Linked DNA regions of Homo sapiens: region 2 is linked to region 1. The links are chromatin loops, found by intact Hi-C in ENCODE. Cell type or tissue: Caco-2. All regions are shown on one strand. Each heading gives the region's core, and the rest is flanking DNA. Links, peaks and the distances in the headings are about the cores only.

Region 1 (6,450 bases), core at 1,354-5,353:
AAAATCTACTTTAATTAAGCCCCAAACATTCTGATGAAAGATGATAATCCTCTTGTACTGTGAACTTGTGGTAAGTATGTTTAACTTGTATTCGTGTTTTAAAGACAGTGCTGCCTTTTGACACAGGCTTGCCTGACAATATATGAAGCCTAATATTTGTCTACGCTTAGGTTCTGCTTAAATCCTCTTCTATGTCTAGTTGTTTGCAGCACTCACAGTGGCTTTTCTTTAAAGAATTCAGTGTTATTTCCTTGGACAGACACTGGTAACTTAGGGAAATATTTAGTCTTTATAATATTACCTTAGTACAGTTCAATGAGAGGGAGCAGAATCTTGACTTTAATTCCATGTTTATATTCTTCTGCTGTTCCCAACAATGAAGGATATTGGACTCTGAGAACTGCATGAGGATCATTGATAAAGGTAAAAAGATACCACAAGGATTAAAGGTTATAATCAGTTTGGAGCTAGAGTATTTCTTAACCCTAAAATGGAGATAAATCCAGATTTTGAAAAATCTTTAGGCCAGGGTACAAGGAGACCAATTGCAGGGCTCTTCACCTTTACAAGAGAAAAACTTCATTCTGTATGTATTCTACATGACTGTAGCTCAGGGAGGTTAAATAACTTTCCCACCTTCTCAGAGCTGGGAAACAGGTGAGCTGGACTTTGAACCCAGCTTGGCTGACTCAGGCAGCTTTGCACCCTGCCTGCCATTTCTTGCCAGCAGCCTCCGTGTGGACACAACATGTTCATAGTCTCTGGACGGAAGAGCCAAAATGTGCACCACTAAAAGTCAATGCAGATTTTTCCATTTTAAGTGTGGTGAGCAGATAGTTGCACCACTGCCACAAGCAAACCCTAAGGGCTGAGCACATACCAATTGACTTAGTGATGGGATCAAATAAAACATTAAGCAGATACTTATTTTATAGTATGCAGAGCCCTCATTTTGCCAAGAAAATCAGTCATTGTAGCTGGAAAATCAGGTATAAATGGTATATAATTCACTTATTACTTTTACAGGGACAAGATTTTTACAAAGGTGTCTTTTTGCTTTTTCACATATTTTAATCAAGGTCAGTGTCTATAGTTTTGTTTGATTCATTTTAATTCCACCCTCCTAGCCTCTATTCTACTCTTCCCTTCCCACTGCCAACAACTCACACATTAGGGATCATTTAGCGCCATTGATTCCACCCTGTCTGTGGTTGTCATTATTTGTGGCCCTCCTCTCCCCTGCTATGACCCCAGGGAGGCTATCTGGATTCCCCTGGTGAGCCTCTCACCCCCACCTCCAGTAAGTACACAAGGCTCCATCGTCTACCTATCCTGTAGCATCTCTGGTTAACGGTCCCACATCTGGCAGAAGCTCAAGTCCTCGAGATTACATCTGGACCTCCTGGAGAAGACAGCAGGTTTTTGAACGAACCAAATCATGTGAGGCATGTAAGCTGAGGATGTGGACTTGCAAGAAGCCTTTGAGATCTAACCTGCTCCTTGCTCAGAGGATGAAATGAGGTCTAGAGAGTGTAATTGACCTGCCTGAGGAAACAGACTAAAACAGAGATGAATTAGAATAGACATCTCCTGTCTCCTGATCACCACTCTCTCCACTATTCCATAAGGTGCAAAAAAGTAATATATTCATCTATCGAAAGATGACCTGTACTGCCTCTATTTAAAAAAGCATTTGTGGCAGCTTTCAATGAAAGAGGAATGCATAATAATATAATTTAAACAGAGGTAAAAAAAAAAATAGGAGGCATTTATTTAAGGAAATAGATAGGAAGGTTTTTTTTTGTTTGTTTTTTTTTTGAGACAAGGTCTCTGTCTGTAACTCAGATTGGAACACAGTGGTATGACCACAGCTCACTGCAGCCTCCACCTCTTGGGCTAAAGCCATCTTCCCACCTCAGCCTCCAGAGTAGCTGGGACCACAGGTTCATACAACCACGAATTTGTGTGTGTATGGGTTTTTATTGTTGTGGTTGTTGTTGTTTTTGCAAAGTCGAGGTCTCACTTTGTTGCTCAGGCTGTCTTGAACTCCTAGGGTTCAAGCAATCCTCGTGCCTCACCCTCCCAAAATGCTGGAATTACAGGCATGAGCCACTGTGTCTGGCTAGAAGTTCTCAGTATTAAAGAGGCCACCCAGGAGTACAATACTTAATTTAAACACTTAGATTGAGCTCTGAGTTTCCTGGAAGCCAAGCTGTAAACAAAAACACTGCATTTGGGAGGCCGAGATGGGCAAATCACGAAGTCAGGAGATCGAGACCATCCTGGCTAACATGGTGAAACCTCGTCTCTACTACAAATACGAAAAAAACCAAAAATTAGCCGGTCATGGTGGTGGGCATCTGTAGTCCCAGCTACTCGGGAGGCTGAGGGAGGAGAATGGCGTGAACCCAGGAGGCAGAGCTTGCAGTGAGCTGAGATTGCACCACTGCACTCCAGCCTGGGTGACAGAGCAAGAATCCGTCTCAAAAAAAAAAACAAAAAAAAAAAACCACTGTGCATTATACAGCCACCATTAGCTAGTAAAAACATTTGCGGTTTGTCACAAAATCTTGATCCAAATGTTAAACTTAAATGAAATTATCAGCTATATTATAATGGGCAGTGTCGTTGATAGCACCTTTATAAAAGGTATGGGACAATTCTTCATAGGTATAATGAATTGGTTCTAATTCAGCATTGTTTGGGCACCCAAAGAACTGGGGTCCAGGTATGTATATTTGTGGTAATGATGATTCAAAGATAGAGTTTAAAGTCTTTGAAGCAGTCATTTTCAAATATTAATGTAAAAATAATTTAACTGGGAAGATGTTTTCATGCAGATTCACTGCGCTTTCCCAACACCCATCCCCAATTGTGATTTAGTATGTCTGGAATAAAGCCTAAGTATCTCTGATTCTGATGCAAGAGGCCAGTGGAGCACATTTTGAGAAACATGACTCTAGAAGAACAAATTGTTTCTATGTCTCTTACCATTGACCAGCCCCTTTGAATACAAATTTTCCCCACCTTGTTTTTAATAAGCAGCCAATAGCCTGAGATTAATGTTTCAGCGGAGATACAGGAAGTGCAAAGACTCTGGGTTGTTGATTAAAAAACATTTCCTGTGCTTTACATACCAGGCATATAGGGAGCAAAGGTAGTGTTTGCTTAATAAACTCAAACCCTTGAGGAGCAATGGGGGAGGGTATGAACATAACCAGGAAGAGGTAGAAGAAAGGCCAGGCTGGGAACTCCAAAGCTAATCTTTGCTGCTTTTCCTTTTTCCAAAGACCAGCCCTGTTTGACTTCTGCTGTGCAATGGGCATTTGTGCCCAGCCCTGCTATCTTTGCCCACTGTTCATGGGAAAACCTTGTTGAAAGTTCATTCTGAATCAGAGAGGTGGGGTTAAAGTGGTGGTCCATAGGGGTGCGTGGATTCCTAAGGATTCATGAGTGAATTTTCAGGGGCCCTGGGACCCCTGAAGTTATACACAAATATTTTGTGTGTATTGGCAGATGTGTATTTTTGTGTGAAAAGAGGTTCCAATTAGGACTTTCATCAGATTTTCAAAGCAGCCATAAATGTTCCCAAAGGGTTGACAATTACTGGGCAGTCCTAGTTCAGCTCAGGGTGCATCCAAGCTCCATGTTCAGGTCTGTGTGTTCCCAGAACATTCTAGCCTCAGGTCAGTTCACTGACAATCTCCTTGGTGGCAGCTGGGTCACTAAGTATCTCTTCCTCCCCAGCAGCCACCCTCCCTGCCTAATCTGAGGATTTTGCTAGCAAAGCTGTCAGGCTTAATTTCAGCAAATTGTTTTGGGTAATTAGTCCCTTTTAATTGCTCATGGAAATAGTAATTTTAAGTGACAAGATTATTATATGCTGCTCGCTAGTGGATTCTCCAGGGTCAAGAAAACACCACTGAGATTGCTATAACCTGTTCTTTTCTATCTTTGGCATTCCCCTTGAAATCCAGAAAAGACATTTAGTAAAGTCGGTTCCCACTCTGTAAAAAGTATAGAGCACTGGTTTCCTTTTATCCTTCTGCCAAAGTGAAGGATTAGAGAAGGACTTTCAACTTTTCTGTGCGACTGCCAGCCCATGTCAGGCTTCACAGATTTGCTGATCATTAACTTGAAAAGCTGTGGGAAGTTTCTAGCTCTTCCATTTGCTTGTTTACCTGTACAGCCAAGTTGCTTTACAACTGACTGAGTTTTGAATAAATAGGGTCCTAGGTGATGAAATATTTGCCGCAGCTCAAGTTGAATATTTTCATTGCTTTTCACGTCACTGAACAAGAGGGTCAGTCTGACCGATGGGTCAGTATAACCGATAGGGCAGGATTGCCTAATGGTTCACCATGTGCTAGCTCAGGGGAGGAGTGGATGGAAGGTAGAGAACTCTTCTCTCATCAGTTTAGGAAGCTAGGAGTTGATTGGCTCTGACCAGCTGTGTAATACTGGGCCATTTGGTTGATCATTCTAAGCCCTCATTTAATCATCTGTCGAAAGAGGACAAAAATAATCCTAGCTCAAGGAATAGCTGTAAAGGATTAAGTGATATCATAAATGCTTGGCATGTAGCAATAACTAAGTCAAACAAAAAAGATACATGGATTGGAGAAATGTGGAGAAACGCATGGAGAAAACATTTCTAAACTGATACATCTGATAAGAGGTAATACACAGAACATACAAGGAACTCAAACAACTCAATAGCAAGAAAACAAATTAAGAAATGGGCAAAGGATCTGAATAGGTTCTAAAAGAAGACATACAAAAGGCCAACAGATATATTAAAAAAAACACTCAACCTCACTAGTCATCAGGGAAATGCAAATTAAAACAATGGCGAGGTGTCGCTTCACACCTGCTAGAATGGCCATAATCAAAAAAGACGAAAGATAAAAAGTGTTGGCAGGATGTGGAGAAAAGAGAACCCTTGAATACTGTTGATGGGAATGTAAATTAGTACATCAATTATGAAAAACAGTATGGTGGTTCTTCAAAAAACTAAGAATTCCCATATAAGCTAGCAATCCCACCTCTGGTACATATCTGAAGGAACTGGTATCAGTGTGCTGTAAACAGACATCTGCTCTCCCAAGTTTGTTGCAGCATTATTCACAACAGCCAAGATATGGAATCAACCAAGTGTCCATCAACAGATGAATAGACTTTTAAAATGTGGTATATATACACAATGAAATACTACTTAGCCTTTAAAAAGAAGGAAATTCTCTCATTTGCAACAACATGGATGAATTTGGAGGCCATTTTGTTAAGTGAAATAAGCCAGGCACAGATAGACAAATACTGTATGATTTTACTTATATGTGGAATCTAGAAAAATCAAACTCATGGAAGTAGAGAGTAGAATGGTGGTTACCAGAGTATAGGGGAGCAGGATGGGGAACGGAGAGAAACTGGTCGAAGGGTGCAAAATTTCAGTTACAAGGAGGATTAAGCTCGAGAGATCTATTGCATAGCATAGTGATGAGAGTTTGTAATAACGTATAGTGAAAAATCTTTAAGAGAGTAGATTTTAATTGTTTTCACCATAAAAATGCAAGTATAAGAGATGATAGATATGTGAATTAGGCTAATTTAATCATTTCACAATGTATACATATATCAAAACATCACATTGTACCTCATAATTATATATAATTACTATTTGTCATTTAAAAATAAAGATAGCATGTACTATTATAATTACAGTATACTACTTCTTCCCAAATCTAGATCTTACAAAGAAGTCTGGAGTAGCAGAGAGGTCAAAGAAATAAACACTACCCTCATGCCCAACTCTCTCCATGCCTTCCAAGTTTGTTAATACAGACACATCCAATCCAATCACATATGTACTGAAATCCTTTTTTAAATGATGCAGATTCAGATGGAGATTATTACACCGTTAGCAATTCAAAGTGGCTAACACTGATTTCAATGTGGGTAACCACATTCCTTGAAATCAAAGATTTGATATGAAACTGACAATAAAGAATTCATATGGAACTCAATTTTTCTTGCTGATGAAACCAAAGACATTGCCCTTGTGACAACTTTTCAAAAATAAGAGTTTCATTTTTTAAAAAAGACTTTTGTTTTTTTTCCTCCAGTTTCCTATAAGATTTCATTCTCATTCTTTAGAAATCAAATGCTAATACATTTCCTCTTTCATGGTGCTGCTTCTTACATTTAAGCATTTCATATCATGTTTTTTCCTCTCAAATTTCATGAGAGCCAGTACTCACGTTTATTGGTATTTCCTGAGGTCAGCGTTCTATATCTCTTCTGTATTTACTTTTTTCTTCAGCAAGGGCTGCAATGCAGCAGGCAAACTCAACCATTGCACCAAGGAGAAAAATGTCACCTTGGGAATTACGGCTAGTTCTCCAGTTATATCCTCCCGTAAAAGACCCTCCTCTAAGAACTGGAAATAGGATA
Region 2 (6,450 bases), core at 1,264-5,263, 100 kb after region 1:
GTACCATAAAACTTAAAGTATAATAACAAAACAAAAAAAAAAAGAAAATGAAAGAAAAAAAAAGAATTCAGATACTTCAGTCACAGCCTTCTCAAATACAGGCAACTTCAGCCTGTCTGAATGCCCTTCCAACCTTCCTAATCAACTTCACCATCTGTCTGACTGCCCTTCCAACCTGTAATTCTCATAATTCTATGACTTCCTCCATTCTAGGGAACTTCCTCTTCCTCCAGAATTCTATTATCATTGAAAACAGTTCCAACTGTGTAATCTTGAATCAGCAATAGACTCTGTGACCAGAACCTGCCCTACCCACTTCCAATCATCCTCTGGGCTCCACTTATATAATGTTATTTCCCTAGTGCAGCTCTCATCACAAGGCTTTGCTAATTAATATACTTTTCTTCTGTCCCACTAGGCTGCAACAATTGTGAGATATTCAGCTAAAGTGTCTAAAACATAGCATGTACTTAATAACCATTTGATTGATGACATAATTGTAGGAACTAGTACTAAATTTATGGTTTCAATTGAATCTTCAATGACAATAAGCATTCCATTTATGAATTCCTGGACAATGCCTCTCAGTTTCTCATAGTGATATTCTAAAACCTGTTCACTATGTTCAGCTCCATACCTGCTGCTATTTCCTCACTTTCATCAGAGCAAACAGAAGCTCTACAAGATATCTTTCTCATTGTTCAGCCCATCAGAAGAAGAGGTATTTTTCCTCCTGTTCAAGACTAATGCCTCACCTGGGCTGCAGATCCCATTCCCAATTCCACCTTCTTCGTAGCCTCCCTCCTCATCTGTCCCCTCCTCTCCCCTGTACCTTCAGCTTCTTGCTCTTTGCTGCTTCCTTCTCACATGGAATTAAACATAATTTTATCCCATTGCAATAATTTAGAAATTCTTTAGAACCCAAAGATTGTAGCATCATACCTTTCATTGTTCCTCTTTGGCCAGGCATCTTAGCAACTCGCTTTTTCCCATGTGCACATCTTCTATTTCACTCCTCACCTATGGTATTCCTACCTCTGTACTCCACTCCGAAGTCACTGCTCTCACTAGTGAGTTCCACAGGATCGGATCAAATATCCTTTCCAATCATGATTTTACTTGATGTCTCTGTGTATTTGATTCTATTAACCCTTACCTATAGTATTAAACCATTATTGACTTTGGGACTTTGACATTCATTTGTTCAACAAGTATTTATTGAGCACATGATAACTGGTACTTAAAAAAAATAAAGCCTCTGTCTTGTGGAACTGAGACTTTCTAGAAAGGGAGACAGATAGTAAATGAATGAATGAATGGAATATCACATGCTGTATTAACCTCTAAGAAGGGGATACGTAGAGTGATGGTTTAGAAAAATTTGAGTAGAATTAGTAGAAGGTATCTTTTAAATGTCTTAAATAGGACATCTGGATGACATGACATTTGTTTGAAAACCTGGTAGATGAGCGTGAAACACCCACGGGAAGAGATGGAGGGGAGTACATTGGGAAGAGGGTGCAACAGCATTGGATGGGGAAGACCTCGCATATGTTGAGAACTGGGAATAGGCCAGGGAGCTGGAGCAGGTGGCATAGGTTAAGACTAGAAGCGAGATTGGAGAGCTGCATGGGGTTAGATGATTTGGCCAGGATTTAATTCTAGAAACAAGGAAAAGCCATTGAAGAGACTAAAGCAAATAGTAGCATGATCTGACTTACATTTCTTACATTTTAAAAAGAGAGCTCTCGATATGAAGTGGAGCACGGGTAGTAGAGAAGCTAAGGAACAACAGGGAGACCAGTTAGAAGGAAAAGGCAGCGCTCGTCCCTGGACTCAGGAGATGGATTCAAGTGTTCAGATCTGAGATGTGCTTTTGAGTAGAATCAGAGGGCTCATTGAAAGATTCCAAGAGGGCTCATTGAGAGATTCCATGTGAAGATTGCAGGAAAGACTAATCAAGGACAATTCCTAGGTTTTTGCTTGAACAGCTGGTTGAAAGGTGATACTAGTAACTGAGATAGAAGATTGGGAGAATAACAAGCTTGGAAAAGGAAGAAAATTGGGAGCTCAGTTTTGAACACATAACACTTGACAAGCCCATAAGACCTCTAAGTTGGAGGGGCCAGACGAACATCTGAAGGCACAGATGGGTGGCTTAGGGGAGAACTCAGTGCTGGAGACCTAAATTAAGGAGATAGCCACATAAACAGTATTTGACACCAGAGGACTGGATGAGGTCTCCAGGATGAGGATGTGAACAGGAAAGAGAATGTGGTTATGCACTCTCATGCTTATTTGCTTTTCTGCACAGCTTTCTCTACTAGAATGACTTAATTTCCCTCTTCCACCTGTCAAACTTACTTTATCTTTAAGATGAGAACAAATGCCACCTCCTCAAATCTTCTCCTGAGCCTTCTAGAAAAACAGTAGCTCCATCCATGGCACACCAATAGCTTATAGTTTATGACCCTCCTTTCTTTGACTACCTGCATTCCTGGACTTCTTTCATGAGGTTCTGCCCCTGGATCTTTACCAATATATTTGGGCATTTAGTACATGCCTGGAAAGTTCTGCCTTGCCTTATTGCTTGGTAAATCCTTCCTATCCATCCTTTAAAGACTCAGTTTTAGCATTGCCTTCTCAGCCTTTCTCCCTCTCCCTCTCCTCCAGATACAGCTAGGTGTACCTTCTAAGGCATTATTTGTGTATTCTTAACACAGCATTTCCCATATTAATCTGCATTGTTTATCTTTGTATCCTTAGTACATTGTGTCATGTCTAACACATAAGAGGGTATCATTGATCACTCTTAGGTGACTGGAAGTTTCTTCTGGTCTCTGGTCCAAGAATAACAAAGTTGTACATGGGAACCGGGCCAACAGTTTTCTTTTCAGGATGGTAAAGGCCAAACTAAGTACCTCCCTAAGGACAGTTCCATTCACTGTTCATCCATTAATTCATCCTACAATTTATGTATCAAGAATTATTAGCTTTGCAAGCCTCAAACTGAAGTCAAGACTAAGGGTATTTAACTAGTCCTTTGGGACATTTGTTGAGACAGAGATTTTAAATGCACTGATTGTTAGACTTTTTGAAGGATTCTTATAATGTTCCAATGATAGAAGAATCAGAAAGTCAGCATATGATAAGAGTTGAATTTATAGCTTGTCTCTTTACTTCCACATGAGGTTTACAGAAAAACAAAAGAAGCACTCATTATCCCCTATCTCCTCTTACTATTATACTTCTGATTTGTATTGAATGCAAGAGGTTTATTTTCACAGTCCCACATTTTGTTCATTTTAATAAAGTTAAACCAGTAAAAGTATAATAAATACTGTAGAAATAAAAACTGTAGAAACTATTCACCATATAGATTTTGGAGCCAAAATAATGTCATGCTATTTTTCAGTCTAAGATCATTTTTATATCCTACCTTACTTTTGTAATCTTTCAGATTTTTTCCTATTAAAAACTACACTTGTAAACAGAACATTTATAATATTAGAGTATCTCAAAGTTTAACTTAAAAAAAAACTTGGACCAATATTATACAACCATTAAATTCAACATGAAATAAGAATTTCTTATTTACACATAGGAAGCAGAAAGTTAGGACAAAAGGATTAGAGTAGCAAATAGTTTGTCTCTTATTTCACGCTTGTGTGATGTTGAATCTTTGAACAAATAGACTTCTGTACATTGTTGTCAGGTCATTATCTCTGACCTGTGACTCAGTCAGAAGGAAGTCATAACACTTAACCAGACTCATAAAAGATATGAAGTTCAAAGCATCCAGTTCCAGTCCCCATAAGCCATTAAGATAAAGCACATTTTTATTCCATTTTCTAGATTCTAATTAGATAGTTCCTTGCATCCTATTTTTAAGGTAGAGAGTAGAATGGTGGTTATTAGAGGCTGGGAAGGGTAAGGGGCAGGGGATGAAGAGAAGTTGTTTCATGCATATAAAACTACAGTTAAGTAGAAGGAATAAATTCTAGTGTTCAATAGCACCAGTAGGATGACTATAGTTAATCACAATTCATTGTATCTTTCAAAATAGCTAGAAGAGAATATTCGGAATGTTTCCAACATAAAGAAATGATACATGTTTGAGGTAATGGATATCCCAATTACTCTGACTTGATTATTACATGTTTTATGCTTGTATCAAATATCCCAGGTACCCCAGAAATTTGTACAATCACTATGTATCAATTATTTAAAAAGATCCCCTTTCTACTTTTGGCCTGGAATATGCAACTCCACACAAAAAGTATGTTTTACATATACATAGCATTGTTATATGTAAAAACATAACAGGATGTCTTAATAGAAAAGCATTCTTTTTTTACTATAATTTTTCCCATGTACTTCATTTAGATCAATGATGGTTCCTGTACCCCCTAAAATCACCACCAATTGAAGTATGACTCCTCTTTCTATATGATCAATTTTACAATTATCTATATTTTGCCACATAGTTTTTACAACTTTGTGTGAACTTCTGAATGGTAAGGAGCATGCCTTATACTATCATGTTTATTTGTATCTAGTATTGCACCTTTCAGATGAGAGATACAAGGTATACATTTGCTAAACTGATCCAATGAAAAAGAATATAGAAAGATAGCATTGCCCAAAATACTTTTCTTATATCAGCTCATATGAATCCAAAAACATCTGGATAGGCAACTTTTCAAACAGTGAGCCAGTTCATTTAGCCAGTTCATGCAGGGGTTTGGAGGTGCATTTAATCCCAACAGAGAATGGGGACCTGGTACATCTCTAGGTCAAACTGCTCATGGAAGCCAGATTAAAGGTATTCTATACTTAGTCATTCCTACTCTCAAAACCTTTCAGCCAACATTACCTCTTCTGTAGTTTGATGGTATAGAGATCTCCGTGTGCTTCAACCTGGGACTGGCTTAAGTTTCTGAATAAAAAATTGGCTTCAGGTTGGGTGCAGTGGCTCAAGCCTGTAATCTCAGCACTTTGGGAGGCCGAGGTGGGTGGAGCACGAGGTCAAGAGACAGAGACCATCCTGGCCAACATGGTGAAACCCTGTCTCTACTAAAAATACAAAACTTAGCTGGGCATGGTGGTGTGTGCCTAATATCCCAGATACTTGGGAGGCTGAGGCAGGAGAATCACTTGAACCTGGGAGACAGAGGTTGTAGCGGGCCGAGATTATGCCATTGCACTACAGCCTGGGCAACAGAGCGAGACTCCATCTCAAAAAAAAAAAATTGACTTCAAAAGAATTACCATCCAGGGCATTTATTATGCAAAGATGGAAAAACTCTCTACATGAGTAAGAAAACAGAGTTAATCCTTCGTTTTCAAAATAGAAAGTCAATTTGGCAACCATCCTGCCTGGTTATTTGAACTTAATGGATCTCCTTTCAGTCTGCAATTAAAACTGTTTGCGTTTCAGCTACTTATCAGTGCCTTAAACTTGAACATTTTAGCAACCAATCTCCAAGGTGATAAACAAGCTCATTTACCTCTGGTAGGAGGGTAAATTGTCATACTTTTTCTGAAGAATAAATTTTTAAAAATAAAAATAAGAAAATAACTAGTAAAAATCTTAAGAATTAAGAAATAAACTTTTAAGAATTAACAGGCAGGAATCTATGCAAAGATTTATAGGCAGAAATGTTCATCACAACCTTAAAAGGGTGAAAAATTGGAAACAATGTAATGATCCCAAGTTGCAAGATTTGCAAAATGCACTATTCTGATGTAACACTATGCAACCACTAAAAATTATGCGGCAGGAGAAAAAGGGGAAAATATGCAAAATGTTGGTCAATAAGAAAAAAATCTTGTTAAAAATAACATATATAGTGTGATTCTAGTTAAATTAAAGTTCTTGGATATGTAGAAAAAAGAGTGTAAAGACACTGTTAATTTTCTTTTGGCAGTGGTTTAGGATTTTGGGTGATTTTTATTGTATTTTGTATGCTTGCTTGCATTTTCCAAATTATCTACAATGGACATAAAATACTTTATAATTACACAATGGGGCCTTCCAGAGGGTGGAGGGTGGAGGAAAGAAAGGATGAGGAAAATAACTAATGGGTACTAGGCTTAATACCTGGGTGATACAATAATCTGTACAACAAACACCCATGAAACAAGTTTACCTACGTAACAAACCTGCACATGTGCCCCTAAACTTTAAATAAAAGTTAAAAATAATAATAGTAATAACTACAAAAGTATATTGTGTATATTATGTGTAAGTATATTATGGCCAGTTTTTATAATGTCTGGCCAAGGAAATTAATATTTGGGAGGAGCATGTAAAGGGCATAACTATTATTCATTCCTGAAGTTTCCAAATTCTATTCCTGTATCAGGTCAAATGACAAGAATCCTACATATATTCCTATATAACATTTTTCTTATCACCTTGCATGTGGCAGCAGTTTCATTTTCTGT

Evidence for each region. A loop is a pair of places that touch in the nucleus more often than their neighbours do. Peaks named below come from ENCODE experiments on the same cell type or tissue, not always from the same donor. Only the 100,000 strongest peaks of a DNase experiment are listed, where the experiment ranks them.
Region 2: it touches region 1 in a loop (5-fold over the local background); 1 of 110 quality-filtered maps calls a loop at or near these places.

What each region holds. Positions count from the first base shown.
Region 1 is chr2:158,127,966-158,134,415 of GRCh38, forward strand. All of the region lies in intron 6 of UPP2 (uridine phosphorylase 2), which reads left to right. Among named protein-coding and RNA genes, the nearest start is that of UPP2, 29 kb to the left of the region's middle. In Caco-2, for the core only: no CTCF peak of the experiment used is centred there; DNase peaks (open chromatin) are centred at 3,206 and 4,346.
Region 2 is chr2:158,228,936-158,235,385 of GRCh38, forward strand. The region is part of intron 10 of CCDC148 (coiled-coil domain containing 148); the gene reads right to left. The region is part of intron 4 of CCDC148-AS1 (CCDC148 antisense RNA 1); the gene reads left to right. Among named protein-coding and RNA genes, the nearest start is that of CCDC148-AS1, 66 kb to the left of the region's middle. In Caco-2, for the core only: no CTCF peak of the experiment used is centred there; no DNase peak of the experiment used is centred there.